Linked DNA regions of Homo sapiens: region 1 is linked to region 2. Evidence: chromatin loops called from intact Hi-C (ENCODE). Cell type or tissue: heart left ventricle. All regions are shown on one strand. Links, peaks and the distances in the headings refer to the core of each region. The heading gives the core; the rest is flanking DNA.

Region 1 (8,318 bases), core at 113-8,112, 290 kb before region 2:
CTCATATGCCCCAGCATCCTCACTGTCACAATCCTGGAGAGAGCTGCCAGGCCCAGCTTCAGCAGCAGCAGCAGCAAGCACTGTGACAAATCTTACAGACACTGGTCATGCTTTCCCAAGTTAGTGGCTACTGTAAGACTCCGTTAAACTTGCAGCCTCCTTCAAGCAAATACGCGTTGCATCACAGTAAGCCTTGTGTAAATTGTCTTCATCCCTGTCTTTATCTTATTTTTCCTATGTCTCTTGATCTCTAGCTCTTCACTTTAAACAATTGTTATCTTGTCTTATTTGTATGAATTAACTCAAAATCCCTTCTTAGGGGGGAAAAAGGCAGAGTATCAAATGGCTATTTTCTTAAAAAAAATTATTTATTTATTTTTTGAGGCAGAGTCTCGCTCTGTTGCCCAGGCTGGAGTGCAGTGGCGCAATCTCAGTTCACTGCAGCCTCTTCCTCCCAGGTTCAAGCGATTCTCCTGCCTCAGCCTCCTGAGTAGCTGGGACTACAGGTGTGCGCCACCACGCCCACCTACATTTTGCATCAAATGGCTAATTCTTGGCTGGGGAACACTTATGTTTGGCTTCAGAAAGGCCTGCAGTGAAATTTTATATCCAATGATCCTGCTGACAGTGTGAACCCCTAATTCCTGTGTTGAAGTCTCCAGGCTCAGCCAGTGAAGCAGCTGAGCAGCCTGTGATGTGGAGGTGCCTAGGGGCCTAGGGCAGGAGCTAGAGTGTGAAACTGGACCTGACGCCCCCAGATGCTCCTCCCCCGCCTTGCAGGCTCCGCGACCACCCACGGTTAAAGAAGCAGCTGCTAGAGCAACCCCTCACCCACCCACCGGAACTTCCCTCCAGGCCATGGGACGTTGGTCTCAGCCGGAACTTCCGTCCAGGCAGTGGGACCTTGGCCTCAGCCATAAGCATCCAAGCCGCCGTCGTTGGGAGACTGGCCTTCCCATTGGCAGGGTGCACTGTCCATCACAGATCTCAGGGCTCTCATTGGCCATCGTATGGCAGGGGTGGAGCTCACCACGCTTCGTCCGCGTGCTCCCCACGTGAAGGCACCCGCCCTGCGCGTGTGAAAGGGCGAGAGCAGCGCGAGATAGGGCCTAGCGCCTCAGATCTTCGTTGGCGGCCATGGCTTCGGCTTCTCAGGGCGCTGACGACGACGGCAGTCGTAGGAAGCCCCGCCTGGCTGCATCGTTGCAGATCAGCCCCCAGCCCCGCCCCTGGCGACCGCTACCCGCCCAGGCCCAAAGTGCCTGGGGGCCCGCGCCCGCGCCCGCGACGTATCGCGCGGAGGGCGGGTGGCCCCAGGTCTCGGTGTTGAGGGACAGTGGGCCTGGGGCAGGGGCCGGAGTCGGGGAACTGGGGGCAGCCCGGGCGTGGGAAAACTTGGGGGAACAGATGGGGAAGGCCCCGAGGGTCCCTGTGCCCCCAGCAGGGCTCAGCCTGCCGCTCAAAGACCCACCTGCCAGCCAGGCCGTGTCCTTGCTCACGGAGTACGCGGCCAGCCTGGGCATCTTCCTGCTCTTCCGGGAGGACCAGCCACCAGGTGAGGCCGGGCCGGGGCATGGCTGTGCCAGAGGGCAGAGCCACGGAGGGCTGGGTCCCAGGACGTGGGGAGCAGGGGGTCTGGGGAAGGTGGACCTTGGTCCCTATGCTCAGAGACACCGCCGGAGCAGGACCTGGCCTGAGCTTGGGACCTTGGGGTGGACCCTGCTGTGAGCAGCGATCTCCAAGGATCACCAGCCACACCAGATGCTCAACTGTGAAAGAGTCATGGCAGGTGAACATTCTTCCCACCTGACTTCCAGGGAGGTTAAGGCCCCCTGGTATTTCTGTATACGTTTTTAGAGCCACTTACATGCAATTTAAGTTGCCGTGCTAGCATTGGAGATACCGAAATGGGAGCCACTCCCCTGACTTAAAAGACATTATTAAGCACAGTTTGGTAAGGGTAATACCGTGTACATGATACAGAGGTAAACCGTTATTTCCTCTTCTTCAATACATACCCCTTAAATCCCTTAACTCAGAGTGGTTGTTTTGTGTTTTGGATTTTTTTTGAGACAGGGTCTTACTCTGTTGCCCAGACTGGAATGCGGTGGAACAAGCTTGCCTCACTGCAGCGTCCGCCTCCTGGGCTCAAGTGATACTCCCGCCTCAGCCTCCCGAGGAGCTGGGACTACAGGTGGACTCCACTACACCTGGCTAATTTTTGTATTTTTTTTGTAGAGATTATGTGGTTTTACCATGTTGCCAAGATTGTTCTTGAAGTCCTGGGCTCCAGCTATCTGACCTCCTGGGCCTCCAAAGTGCTGAGATTACAGGTGTGAGCCACCACACTTGGCCCAGAGTTTTAATTTAAAAGTTAATTGCAGACATTATGCTCCTTACCTGTAAATACATTCACGTGTTTTTTGTTTGTTTGTTTGTTTGTTTTTCTTTTTTCTTTCTTTTTGAGATGGAGTTTCACTCTTGTGGCCCAGGCTGGAGTTCAGTGGCACTATCTCAGCCCACTGCAACCTCTGCCTCCCAAGTTCAAGTGATTCTCCTACCTCAGCCTCCTGAGTAGCTGGGATTACAGGTGTCCACACCAAGCCCGGCTAATTTATTTTTGTATTTTTAGTACAGATGGGGTTTCACCATGTTGGCCAGGCTGGTCTCAAACTCCTGACCTCTAGTGATCCGCCCGCCTTGGCCTCCCAAAGTGCTGGGATTATAGGTTAGAGCCACCTTGCCCAGCCCTCTTTTTTTTTTTCCTTTGAGACAGAGTCTCGCTCTGTGGCCCAGGCTGGAGTGCAGTGGTGAGATCTCAACTCACTGCAACCTTTGCCTTTCGAATTCAAACGATTCTTGCGCCTCAGCCTCCCGAGTAGCTGGAATGACAGACTTGTGCCCCCGTGCCCAGCTAATTTTTTTGTGTTTTAATAGAGATGGGGTTTCACCGTGTTGGCCATGCTGGTCTTGAGTTCCTGTCCTCAGCCCCACAAAGTGCTGGGATTACAGGAGTGAGCCACTGTGCCCGGCCTCATCTATATTTCTTAAAAACAAGGGCATCTCTTATGTAACTACAATACAATTATCAAATCCTGGAAATTTAACATTGATATAATACCATCTTCTAATTTCTATTCACATTCAAATTTTGCCAGTTGTCCCAGTAATGACCTCATGGCCATTGTTTCCCATCCCAGTATGACATTACAGTTAGCTGTCATGCCTCTTTAATCTCTTACCTGAAACAGTTCCTGTCTTTGTCTTTCACAACATTGATGTCTTTGAAGAGTAAGGGCCAGTAGTTTTGCGAATGTCCTTCAGCTTGGGTTTGTCTGTTTCCTCAGAACTGAGTTCAGGTGATGTGTTATTGAAGTGATGTCGAGTCTTTGGCACGCATCTCACCAGGAAGTGTGCGATCTTGCTTTGTCCCCTGGCGATGCGAGCTGTGGGGATTTGACTAGGGTGGCATCTACCAGGTGTCTTCACTTTCTCCTTTGTGCTGAATAAGTCATCCAGGGGAGGCATTTGGAGATCATGTAGATATCCTGTCCCTATAACATTGTCACTTGTGGTTTTAGAAAATCATGCTTTGATGGTTCTCCCCAGATTCAGTCGCTGTTAGGATGGCAGCCACATGCTGGCTTTCTAAGGCCAACATCCCTTCCACGTCTGTCTGTGGTTGCTGGTTTTGATGCCTGTTTAGAGCAGACAGATCTCAGCGCAGTGGGGAGTGCTGAAATGGGTTCCCTTCCAAAAGGGAAACCCCCAGAGGGGCAGTCCTTGGGAGAAACAATTTAGCAGCAAGTACTGTGAAATTAACCCTGCACCTTTGACCATGTGATCCCAGTTCCAGATTTTTCATCTCTCTTTTGTGTTATAAGTAACACCCAAAATGATACTGTTTCATAGGAAAAGTGTTCAAATATAGAGCCCCTGGAGGAGAGGAATTGAAAGCAATGTGTCTGTGGCAGGTGGAAGTGCTCAGAGCCTTCCTCCTGAGAACAGGGTGGCGTGGGCTCTGGAGAGGGGACCTGGATTTGGGTCCTGACTCAAGTTGGGCAAACCGCCTGCCGTTTCTGCTCATCTGTGAAATGGAGTCACGCATCCCTGCTGTGGAGGAGTTGGGTGAGGACTTGGTTGAATCAGCGATGGGTCACAGCCTGCAGAGGCACTCAAGGGTGTGCGCGGCATGGGGTGGCGATGGAGCCTGCTGGAGGAAGGGAAGGGTGGTGAGGGTCTCATTATTCTGACCGTCCTCGATATCAGGTGTCAGGAGGAGGCAGAGGTGGTACCTGTCACAGGGCGAAGGCCAGGGGGCTGCTTCCTCACCTGGCTCCTTCCCCAGGTCCCTGCTTCCCCTTCTCGGTGAGCGCGGAACTGGATGGGGTGGTCTGCCCTGCGGGCACTGCGAATAGCAAGACGGAGGCCAAACAGCAGGCAGCGCTCTCTGCCCTCTGCTACATCCGGAGTCAGCTGGAGAACCCAGGTAATGGAGGGAGGGCCAGGCAGCTGAGCCGCAGCTGGGGACAAGAGGACTGAGGCTGGCAGTCCCGTGGGGAGGCGGAAGTGGCTGTGCGTGTGAGCAGGAGGTGGGTTGCTGTACAAACCATCTGAGCATCAGGACGTCACCTGCAGGGAGCTGGGGCGGGGTACATGTGCCGGTCCCTGCTTTCACGTCCTCTGGGGACACCGGGGGTAGGGACCGCTAGAAGAGCAGCTCGTGTAATGTCCTGTGTCTGGAAGATGAAAACTTCCTCTCCCCGCCTCCTTGGCTTCCTGAGGGACGGAGGGTGGGCCTTGGCACCCACACCAGCCCGCCCTCCTTGCCTCTTTCAGAGTCCCCCCAGACCTCCAGCCGGCCTCCACTGGCCCCCCTGAGCGTAGGTAGGTGAGCATTCCCGGACCCAGGCTTGTAGTGTCGAGGGGAGAGGCGTGGGCCCCCTTCTACCTGCAGTCTCTCGCCCTGGCGCAGAGAACATCCTGACCCATGAGCAGCGCTGCGCAGCGTTGGTGAGCGCCGGCTTTGACCTCCTGTTGGACGAGCGCTCGCCATACTGGGCCTGTAAGGGGACTGTGGCTGGAGTCATCCTGGAGAGGGGTAGGGATCGCCCCAGCCCTGGCCCTGGCCCCGGCCCCCTGGGAAGGGCCCCCTCAAGCTCCTTGCCTTAGGCTGGGCCGTCTCTGCCCCCTCCTGCACAGAGATCCCGCGTGCCAGGGGCCACGTGAAGGAGATCTACAAGCTGGTGGCTCTGGGCACCGGCAGCAGCTGCTGTGCTGGCTGGCTGGAGTTCTCGGGCCAGCAGCTCCACGACTGCCATGGCCTGGTCATCGCCCGCAGGGCCCTGCTGAGGTGAGGGGCAGTGGGGTGGGCGCCTGATAGCAGCCTTCGCCAGGACAAGGTCTTCCCAACCACCCTGTGCCTGTCGCTCCTAGGTTCTTGTTCCGGCAGCTCCTGCTGGCCACACAGGGGGGCCCCAAGGGCAAGGAGCAGTCCGTGCTGGCCCCCCAGCCAGGGCCCGGACCCCCATTCACCCTCAAGCCCCGCGTCTTCCTGCACCTCTACATCAGCAACACCCCCAAGGGCGCGGCCCGTGACATCTAGTATGCAGGGCCCCCGGGGCAGGCGGGGGATGGGGCTCCCTCGGTTGGGCTGCTGGGTGGGGGCCAGGGTCAGAAGAGCAGCCCTGAAGCTGATGTCTGTCCCCACCCGGCCCGCAGCCTGCCCCCCACCTCGGAAGGTGGCCTCCCGCACAGCCCACCCATGCGCCTGCAGGCCCATGTGCTCGGGCAGCTGAAGCCTGTGTGCTACGTGGCGCCCTCGCTCTGTGACACCCACGTGGGCTGCCTGTCAGCCAGTGACAAGCTGGCACGCTGGGCCGTGCTGGGGCTGGGTGGTGCCCTGCTGGCCCACCTGGTGTCCCCACTCTACAGCACCAGCCTCATCCTGGGTGAGCACGTGGTGAGGGCTGGGGGGGTGAGAAGGGAGGGCAGGGAGGTCACTCACCTTGTCCTGTCCCTTCTGCCCTGCAGCTGACTCATGCCACGACCCTCCGACTCTGAGCAGGGCCATCCACACCCGGCCCTGCCTGGACAGTGTCCTGGGGCCATGCCTGCCACCTCCCTACGTCCGGACCGCCCTGCACCTGTTTGCAGGGCCCCCGGTGGCCCCTTCCGAACCCACCCCTGACACCTGCCGTGGCCTGAGCCTCAACTGGAGCCTGGGGGACCCTGGCATCGAGGTTGTGGATGTGGCCACCGGGCGTGTGAAGGCCAAGTGAGAAGGGCCCCCTGGGGCCGGGCTGTGGAGCAGTGCTGGTGATGGAGGGCTCATGCATGAGCTTCCTCACCTCAGTCTAATCCCAGCGCAACCCCTTCGCTCAACCCCTTCGCTCAACCCCTTCCTAGCTCCGTAGTGGTGGCCACACCTCTGTCTGCCCTGTGAGTCCTGTGACATTGTCACAGTGTGAGAGGAGGTAGTGTGAGGTGTGTAGCAGGCCTGCTGGTCCAGCTTGTATCTCTCTGATCTCAGTGGTATCCTCTCTTCATCCAGTGCCGCCCTGGGGCCTCCCTCCCGTCTCTGCAAGGCCTCCTTTCTCCGGGCCTTTCACCAGGCGGCCAGGGCTGTGGGGAAGCCCTACCTCCTGGCCTTGAAGACCTACGAGGCTGCCAAGGTTGGTTCCCCACCCTCCCCCCGTCCCGGTCCCTCTCCAGCCCTGCAGTCCCTGCCCCCTGCAGGTACCTCCTCTCACCCCACCTCTCATCTCCCGCCCTAGGCTGGGCCCTACCAGGAGGCTCGCAGGCAGCTGTCTCTCCTCCTGGACCAGCAGGGCCTGGGGGCTTGGCCCTCGAAGCCACTGGTGGGCAAATTCAGAAACTGAAGCCAGCCTCGGCGGGACCGAGGTCCCGGAGCCAAGCTGTACCCCTGCTGGGGGAGTGCCCTATCTGAGGAGCGTTGTGGGGAGAACATGGGTTGTGCGGGGTGAAACTGGGGCTGGAGGGAAGGAGGAGCCTGCTGTGGTTGGGAGGCGGCTGCTGCACGTTTGGGCTTGAATAAAGAAGTATTTCTGGTTCCTGTGTGTGTAGTTGGCTGTGTGTGTGTGTGTGTGTGTGTTTATGTGTTGGGGTGGCCAGGGGCCCTTTGTTTGCGGAGAGAGCCCCTCACTCCTCCTTTGGGAGGCCCTGTGTTCACTGGGTTCCCACCTGGATCCTCTCACTGAGCCACTGAATTGTCACCCCCGCCCCTGTTCACAGGGCTGGAGGCAGGTTTAGGAGGGGAGGTGACCTCCCCTGGTTCCTCCTGTTTTCCAGCCTGTGTGCTGGAGGAGACCACGGAGGCCACGGGTTGCGGGTGTTGTAAAGGGTGGGAGGGCAGGCTGCTTGGATGTGTGAGCATTTTGTCCTCTGGCCGCTATTGGGGCTCCAAATCCTTGCCTTTCTGGGCCCCCAGGATGTGTGGGAGGGCAGAGAACACCCTTCCCTGGTCAGAGCTTTAGCTGCCCTGGCCCTCGAGGGTGCTGTGGGGTCTGGGCAGCCCCATGTTGAAGGGCGTGGGGAGGGCATGAGCAGCATCAGTGCTTTCCCTGGGCCGCCCGGCTGTTGGACCTGGGCGAGGCATTGGACCGCTAGAGCCTGCGTCTTCCACCATGGAGAGGGACAGTGCTCCTGCCCTGTGTGGGCTCGGCAGTTCTCTCTCCGTTTCCCCCAGGGTAGCATAGTAAGGCCACATGGCACTCAGGCACTCTGTTGACTCTGGATGGGGAGAGAAGATGGTAACACTAAAAGCATGTGTGCGTGCACACTCGCACACACACCTGGAACCTCACCAGCATGGGCACTATAGCCGTTGAGCCAGGAGCACAACAGCTTTGAAGTCCAGGGACCTGGGGCCAGGGACAGTAGAGGACCGTGGCCAGCCCTGTGACCCCCACCCTGTGACTCCCTCCCTGCATCCCTAGCAGTTGCAGGGTTCAGAACCACAGGCTACTCTCCCATGTGGGGTGTCTCTGGGAGGGATTAGCATCTAATTATGGGGCTGAGTAAGAAGATGGCGCTCCCCAGTGCAGGCAGGCACCATCCAATCCACTGAGGGCCTGCAAACAACAAGCAAGCAGAGGAAGGTGAATTCGCTCTCTCCCCTTGAGCTGGGACATCACAACTCCTGGGTCTCTGGCCTTCAGACTTGGACCAGGACTCATAACATTGGTTCTCCCAGTTCTCAGGCCTTCGAGTTTGGACTAGAACGCCACCACGTGGGCCCCCAGCACTCACACAGCAAATGGTGGGACTGCTTCGACTCCGTATCGTGTGGGTCAATG
Region 2 (8,280 bases), core at 1-8,000:
CAGGAAGGCTCAGGCGGCTCCTCATTCATCGTCCGGGACTTCCCGGAGCCCTTCGCTGTGGCGCGAATGCCCACTGATCTCCAGCAGGGCCTGGGCCTCAGGGTCCGCATCCAGGATGCTCTTGTTGCCCTTGGCCTTGAGAAGAGAAGAAAGGGTGGGTGTGTTCCATGATGGCCCAACAAGAGGCAGCAGCTTCCTGCTAGTTTTCCAGCCTTCTTGGGTGGAATCAGGCTCCGGTTCCCCCTAAGGCCCCTCCCACTCTGGGATTCAGTGGCTGGGTGGGTAGGAGGTATTACAGGAGGTTCAGGGGCCAACAGCAACTCAGGTGCAGAACCAGGGAAGCGGAAGGAACCCTAGACATTCCTCCTCTTGCAGGTGGGCAGAGAGAATGAAGGGCCACCTGGGCTCGCACTTGGGGAACCCCCCTTCCCAGGGCTGCTCTACTAAACCACCCACAAATCCCAGACAAGACTTCCAGCCATGCATCTCCTGGCATCCAAGCCAGCATCAGCTACCAGGATCAAATTTGGGATAAACTATCTGCAGACAGAAGAGTAAAGGGGTAATGGTAAGAAAATGCAGAAAGGCCCCCAGGCTCAAGGGGCCATCCTGGGATGCAGAGGACAGCTCCACTCACCAACTGCTCCTCTGAGGGGTCTCCAACCGCCCACACCTCCATCTTATCAAACTGGAAGTTCTCCTGAGCCGACAGCTGCGGGCTGTTGTACGTGGTGCACGTGGGCTTGGCTCTGCTGTGTCCTTTCCCAAAATCAACATCCACCCAAAGCCCAAAGTAATTGTGCTGCCCCCCCATACCCTGCAAAGGAAGCCAGGACAGAGAATAGCATCAGCAACTCCTCAGGGTCTGTGGACATCAAATACCACAAGCCAGCCTCTCGCCTTAAGTACCAGCCTGAGACAGGGGCGGGTGAGTGGTGAATGCCATCATCTTGTTTTCCTTAACTGTGAAATATATCAATTACTGCCATTTAAGCATCCCATGCCAAGTTACTAGAACAGTCATCTATGTCTCCAGACACCCACCCCATGGCTCTTTCTCAAGAAGATTTGCTGGCTGAAAGCACAAGTGACATCAGAGAATTAAAAATGTTAAATATATATAGAGAAAGAGACCTCCAGGGCCCAGGGCCCCGCCCAGTTAAGATAAGGGGAGAGGTGAACACAGAAGCTGACACTGCAAACCCCCTGTGTTGGGGCCCCAGTGCCCCGCTTCCGGGCAGCGATCCTCACCCCAAGACAGGCTGGGAAACTCAGCTCCGAGTGTGTGGCTTACAGGATGCGGAGGCAGACCCGGAGGCGGATGCGAACCCCTGTGCCTTCCACCCTCAGTCACATGGCTGGGCTCTGAGCTGTTCAATCTCACCCTGCAGAGAACCTCCTCTGGTCCCTGGTAGGCCTGTAACACCTGGCACGCCCTAGTTCTGACCTTGGGCAACCAGAGACCCGAGCACACTGCCCAGAGTTGACACGCGGAGCCGCTCTCTCAGGGCCAATGACGAGCGATGACCGGGGCCTGCCGGGTGCTGCCTGTGAGGCTGGCACCCTCACTCCTGCCGCCACCAGACCGCCCTTTCCAGAAGGTGCCAGGTGTTCTAGGTGGCCTGGCCACGCCCCTCCCTCTCTCCAGGGCAGCAGTGTGGTAAGCCTGGGAAGGACGCTGGTCCCTATATCGGACCAGCCTTCTCTGCCCTCAGCTCTGCAGAAACAGGGCTGGATTTTCCCAATAAGAGCTTTCTGTCAGCTGGGCGCAGTGGCTCACGCCTGTAATCCCAGCACTTTAGGAGGCCAAGGCGGGTGGATCACGAGGTCAGGAGATGGAGACCATCCTGGCTAACATGGTGAAACCCCGTCTCTACTAAAAATACAAAAAAATTAGCCAGGCGTGATAGCGGGTGCCTGTGGTCCCAGCTACTTGGGAGGCTGAGGCAGGAGAATGGCGTGAACCTGGGAGGCGGAGCTTGCAGTGAGCCGAGATCGCGCCACTGCACTCCAGCCTGGACAAGAGTGGACTCCATCTCAAAAAGAAAAAAAAGAAAAGAAAAGAGCTTTCTGTCAAGCAGCAGAGGAAAGAAATCAGCAGGGGAGCTGGCAGGAGCAAGCTGAGCTTCGGCGTGGATGCTGCCCCAACTCCTGCCCTCGGGCCTGCCTGGACCCGTGCCCACCCACTCCCTGCACCCGGCCTAGGCCTCCCCCGCTTCCCCCTGCTTCCTGTGCCATGTCACCAAGCTGAAGCGAGGGCTGGACAGGAGCCACGGTCACCCCAACTGGGGCCCCACATGCTGTCTCATGAGCTGCCGGCCGTCCATTCCCCTTGGTCCAGCACTCCCACGTATGAGGCAGGCCAGCGACGCGCAGGGACAGGTCTGGCGCTGACACCATCCCTAGCCACAAAGGCTACAAACCAATCATCTGAGGGCCAGAAAAATGGGCCAAGTGTGCCATCTGCACACAAACCACTGAGAAGCCCCAGCAGAGGCCACATCCTTCTCTAAGGGAAACCCTGGCCCAGCTGTCACTGCCCCCAGCACCGGCCCTGGAAACAGAAGGAACTGGACATGGCGTGCGTGAGGAACTGAATGCCACGCGCCCTGCCCTGATCTGTGGAGCTGAGCCTCGGGGTTGACACCTTTGCTGGGGGACATCACCAAGGCAAGACCACCACGCTCTGCCCGGGCTCACCAGTCCGTTCGGGATCGTCTGCTGTCCATGGTTCAAGTACATGTAGTGGTCGTTGTAGCCCGTGTGTGTGTACACAGCCATGCTGGGGCAGATGGAGAACAGGAAGCATCTGTTGTCCCCTGAAAGTAGCCAGAGAACAAAACAAACAGGGTCGGTGTCTGAGCCGGTCCCACAGGGCCGGAAATGCCGGTAAGCTGCAGCTCAGGAAGCAACAGGGCCAAGACCCTTCTCACCCATGTCCAGGTGTCGGCAGATCAGGGTTTGGGACAAGCTGCTAGGGACCCAGGTGGATGAGCTGGGGATGCAGGGATTAGAGGGACAGCTAATAAGGAATGGGACATCTTTTAGCTCTGGCCAGGGGAGCAGAGATCAGAACTCTGCCCACTGTCTGCTGGAATCAGTTCAGGCTGGCCAAGCACATCCGAGCCAGAAAGAGCAGGCTTCCTTTAGCTTATGAGCACGGGGCAGGTGGTCACTCCGCAGAGACTGAGGCCTCCAGCACAGCCTACCTGAGCAGGCAAGTGACGCTGCGTAGTGCTGACCCCGGCCTGAAAGAACGTACCATGCAGAGAGAGAAAACCTGCAGCTGCAGAGCTGTCCCCAGGGGCACGGCCTACGAAAGGAAGTAGTTTACCCTCGCCCAAAGGCATGGGGTGGGCACACAGGCCATTAAAAGAAAGGTACCAGTCAAAACTCTGGAAACTATGGGTCCCCAGTCTCAGAGACTCCTCCACTCCATAAGCACCTCAGCACTGGGGACAGGGCCGTAGGCCAGGCCTCGTCCTCGGAGCTCCCAGCGAGGGACACTTCCCACCATGTTCTGAGGACTTGGCCGGAAGGGCTGCCCGCCTCGACACCAGCATACACAACTGTCACAACAAGCTGGAAGGCTGCAGAGAAACAAGCTCATGGGAATTTGGGGTTGGGCTATTCATCAGGTGGGAAAGAAGTCACAGGAAGCAAATTGGGGGCACCATGATGGAACGCAGATAAGAAGGGGGCACCAAGACCAGGAGGCTGGAAGAGGACGATGGCCCCGAGCAAGCCAACAGGGCTCAGTCTGTAGAGTGTGGGCTGACACCGCCCAAGGCTCCAATCTAGAAAGATCGCTGGGGGGCCTCTGCCATCAGGGTCTGGGAGGCTTCTGGGAGGCAGCTTCCGAGGTCAAGAGGGAGGCCCTGAAACAGAGCTGGCTGGGGCAAGAGTCCCCATGGAGAAGGGATCCCATGAGGACAAGGTGTGGGACAGGTACGGAACAGTGGGGCTTGAGAGCATCGGGTGGAGGAAGGAGGATAGTTAGGCTAGAAAGTTCCACTGGAACCAGCTAAGTGAAGGGCTTTACTCTGGGCTACAGACTCAGGCTTGCTTCACTGGGTTTCAGCAGCCCCAGAGGCTTGAGGGCAGGTTTAGACGCCGCCATGAACAGCTGGGTCACACCCGTCTGCACTGCCCCCGCCCCGCTCTCCCCGACTGGACTTCAGGTAAGCGGCCCTTTGCTTTGCAATCCTGAGCCCGTCTTGCTGCGGAGCAAGGTCGCAGGGCCACAGAGTTCAGGCCTCAGCTGCGATAGGCCCAGATCCTAGTCCACCCCCAAGGGCTGTTCTCCATAGGGAAAGCCAGGAGGGGGAAGCATCATTCCCAGAATACAGGGCAAGGACCTGATGAGTTATGATTATCTGTGGAAAAAAGTGACACCAACAACGAGGACTCCTTATCTCATTCCCATAAAACAATACCCAAGCGTGCGGCCACCAGCACCTGACGCTCGGCCGCCGAGGAGCTGCCTGCCCACACAGCATGGTTTCGTGTAATTCTGAGGAGCTGAGGCCCAGAAAATGAATCAATCACCTTGCCCAGGGCTAGAGCTGGGACTCAAAATCCTGTGTTCAATCCAAAGCCTTGGGCCTTTTCAATGATTGCACAGAAAACACAAGCCAAAAGGCTCTAAGTATAATCAGTTCTTCTTTCCTCAAGCAAAAACACTCTGATGAAAACAGTCCTTTAAAAAGGTTTACGAAGCCACATTACCCCGCAGGGAAATATCCTCTGTACTCAAGGAGGTGGCCACCCTCCCCAGCATTTGCCTTCATTGTTTGTCCCACAGCTATTAAATCACTTAAAGTCTCAGATATTAGAGGTCATTATTTCCAGGACAAGCGGACAGCACGCTCTCCGAACTTGACCCACAGTCCACGGATTTGTACCATGCGTGGTGTGAGGCTGCCCTCTGCTGTTGTTTCGTGAGTATGGACACGTACTGCAACAGAATGAACTCGGGTTTGAAAACTTGGCCACTGCATTTTTCCCACATGCTTCAGCAAGATTAAGTCTGCTTGTTAATAAAACATAAAGAGCCAGCAGAGTCCATCTGAAATTAACATTAAAGGCTCTGGAGGGAGCAGCAGCTTTACCCTGATCATGATGCTCAGGGTCTCTTCATATCCTAAAGCCGAGCCTTCAGCCATGCAGTGAGGCAGAGCAATGTGTAATTTCCCCGGAGCCCGAGGCTGGGCTGGTGGGCACATGCCCTATGCCTGTGACATGGAGGCAGGGCAAGGTGGGTGTGCAGAAGAGAGTGGCCGTGGCAAGGCTGAGGCTGCTGTCTCTAGAAAGGCCCACCTGCAGGGCCGGCCCTGGGCTGGCACCTGGAAACTTTGATTTGGGGAGAATTCCCACCATTCCCAGAACTAAGATAAAGATCTAGAACATCCTGAAACCTAGATATAAATCAAACCCTAGAAACAATGCAATCTAGGAGATAGAGGTGCCCAACCCTCAACCTGGTGACCCCTGCTACCTATTCCAGCCAGATGCCACCTAGCCTCTGCTGAAAGCTCTCCTGCAAGGGCAACTCCACCTGGACACAGTTCCCGGCCTTCAGAACCTCTGCCTGGTGGAGAAATGACGATTCCAGAGGTGCGGGGTAAGATACAGGATGTACCGGGGAATGCCAAAGGCAAACCCTGGGGATGGTGGCCCACTCTCAAGTACAGAGGACAGCCCACTGATGGGCGACGCATCTGTAAACATTTCAAAAACTATCTATCTATCCATCCATCCATCCATCCATCCATCTATCTACCTATCTATCTATCTATCTATCTATCTAGAGATGGAGTCTCGCTCTGTTGCTCAGGCTGGAGTGCGGTGGTATGATCTCGGCTCACTGCAACTCTGCTTCCGAGGTTCAAGCAATTCTCATGCCTCAGCCTCCCACGTAGCTGGGATTACAGGCATGCGCCACCACACCCATCTAATTTGTGTACTTTCAGTAGAGACGTGGTTTCACCACGTTCACCAGGCTGGTCTCAAATGCCTGACCTCAAGTGATCCACCTGCCTCGGACTCCCAAAGTGCTGGGATTACAGGCTTGAGCCACCACGCCCAGCCTTATTATTTTTTTTTTTTTTTTAAGATAGAGGCAAGGTCTCACTATGTTGCCCATGCTGGTCTCAAACTCCTGGGTTCAAGTGATCCTCCTGCCTCAGCCTCCCAAAATGCTGGGATTCCAGGTGTGAGCCACTGCACCTGGCCTGTGTTTTAAATATTTTTAAAGGACTCTTTTCATCAGAGTATTCTTCCTTGAGGGAAGGAAAAGAATTTACTTAGAACCTTTCATCCAGTGCATTCAAGGTCATGCACAAAGCTTCCAAATTCCAACAAGCAAACGCGTGGCGGTGGGGGCAGGGGCAGGAAGGCCCAGGGAAGGAAAATGTCCGATCTGAACCAATTACCATCTCCTGGTCCCCTCGGAGGCATCTGTGGCTTGACTTCTCCCACGCCCCATAGACCCGGCACCGTGTAATAACTGGGCCCGTGTCCTCGCCTGAAAACTGGGGGTCACACGGCCTGTCCTGAAGAACTCTGATGTGATAAACACCATAGAGCAGCATCACATTTTCCTATCGCCCCGACTGCGTCTAGAGAAACACTTGGAGAAGATGGGAGAGCCCTATTTAGCACCCCCACCCTCTCCCTTTCTCCAGAGCTCTTTGCCCGTGCTGTGCCACTCGTCAAGGTTCAGGACACCAAGTCTTACCTTGAAACTGAGGCTTCACCTCCCAAGAGCAAGAGGCAAACCCACCGAACACATGCTTGTCATGGTCCTCGAGGACAGCCACACAGGGTCCCCGGTGAGTGATGTGGCCACAGAGCTGGGAGAAGCTGTGTCCATGGAGCTCAGACGAAAAGAGCAGGCACCAGCGGTGCCGCTGCTCCCGAGGCAGCTGGGCGTTGATGTACATGACAGAGAGGACATCCAGGATGCTCTCAAAACCCCTGCCCTGGTCCACTTGACGCTCAGGGACCAGGGTAGTCAGATCAAGAGACGAGCACAGGATGAGAAAGCCCTTGCAAATGACCACACTCAGGAATATGGCCACATGGGGGACCCTGAACACCCAGTCCTCGATCACAGCTCGGTCACAGTCATAGTCCAGCCACTGGGGCCCCAGAAGTCTCTTGCCATCTAGGGGAAGGGGATGGTCAGCATTAGTGGGGCTGTTATGTCACCATTTAGCTACTATCTAAACCCACACTGATCAGTGTGGGAGCCACGAGTCACATGCAATTACTGAGCACAGAAAACAGGGCTCGTGTGAATTGAGAGGTGCCGTCAGTGTAAAAGGCACACTTGATTTCAAAGATTTGGTATGAAAAAAGAATGTAAAATATCTCAATTTTTAAATATTCATTACATTTCAAAATTGTATTTAGGACATATTATTAGAATCAGTTTTCCCCTGTTTCTCTTTACTCTTTTAACATGGTCCCTAGAAAAGGGAAAATTTCACATGGGGCTTGCTTTGTCTATTGGCCAGCACTGATCTAAACAATCCGACTTCAACACTTTTCTCTCCTCTCCAAGCAGCATTTCAGAACCCCTCGAGATGGCAGTGCCCTGGCAATGGGGCTGGAATAAATGCCTGAGCTACACCTGGAGCCGCTCATCCAAGGGCGTCGGTCCTGCCAAGGTCACTGGAAGGGGAATGTTCCCAGCCAGTCAAGGGGCTGGTAGGGCACTTCCTGGGACTCCTGCAGTTTATCTGGGAAGTGCGGGTTTCATTCGCCACTAATCAGGCTTAATCATACAGCACTTGGAGCCCTATTTTCCATCCCTCACCCACTAAGAGTGGAGGTGACAGTAAGAGCGTGGGAGCACACACCTGGGACTCGAACAGCTGGCTTCAAACCCGAGCTCAGGAACAGCATGACCTTGCCAAGGTCTGGACCTCTGTGCCTCAGTTTCCTCAGGTATAAAATGGAGGTAAGGCCAGAACCTGCCCCGCTCGGTTATTACAAGGAACAGAGGAGCTTTTACGTCTTAAGCTCTTGCTGACACAAAGGCCCCATTTACAGAGATTATAATTCCCAACCTAGCGAAAATTTGACTAAGCTGAAATATTTTGTGTAACTCAGGCCCATTTTATTAAGCAGGAAATGTAAAAGTACTCCCAACTTCTGATAATTCAAAATTCCTATCATTTCTATTTATTTTTCAAACAGTTTCATTTCTCATTACCTATATATTACTTGAAATCTTAAGGATAATTTTAATCGTCTGAATTACCTTTTCTACTT

The links. A loop is a pair of places that touch in the nucleus more often than their neighbours do. Peaks named below come from ENCODE experiments on the same cell type or tissue, not always from the same donor. Only the 100,000 strongest peaks of a DNase experiment are listed, where the experiment ranks them.
Region 1: a loop joins it to region 2, with 2.6 times the contacts of the local background. A loop is called at or near these places in 25 of 110 quality-filtered maps.

The regions. Positions count from the first base shown.
Region 1 is chr16:84,190,094-84,198,411 of GRCh38, forward strand. It overlaps ADAD2 (adenosine deaminase domain containing 2), which reads left to right and starts at 1,064. Exons shown (of 10, transcript NM_001145400.2): 1 at 1,064-1,555; 2 at 4,349-4,489; 3 at 4,840-4,887; 4 at 4,976-5,101; 5 at 5,203-5,353; 6 at 5,437-5,604; 7 at 5,722-5,951; 8 at 6,034-6,277; 9 at 6,554-6,674; 10 at 6,777-7,073. The coding sequence starts at 1,138. The coding sequence ends at 6,881. ADAD2-AS1 (ADAD2 antisense RNA 1) reads right to left here and starts at 6,960. Exons shown (of 5, transcript NR_147175.1): 1 at 6,789-6,960; 2 at 5,168-5,348; 3 at 4,952-5,063; 4 at 4,296-4,632; 5 at 2,465-4,213. RefSeq lists enhancers at 810-1,104, 4,213-5,412, 5,568-6,190. In heart left ventricle, for the core only: no CTCF peak of the experiment used is centred there; no DNase peak of the experiment used is centred there; H3K27me3 peaks cover 961 bases.
Region 2 is chr16:84,479,892-84,488,171 of GRCh38, forward strand. It overlaps MEAK7 (MTOR associated protein MEAK7), which reads right to left. Exons shown (of 8, transcript NM_020947.4): 5 at 6,740-7,168; 6 at 2,701-2,819; 7 at 638-817; 8 at 1-135. The coding sequence ends at 22. Among named protein-coding and RNA genes, the nearest start is that of ATP2C2-AS1, 17 kb to the left of the region's middle. RefSeq lists enhancers at 1-291, 3,372-3,873. In heart left ventricle, for the core only: a CTCF peak has its summit at 4,938 (motif pointing left); a DNase peak (open chromatin) is centred at 4,890.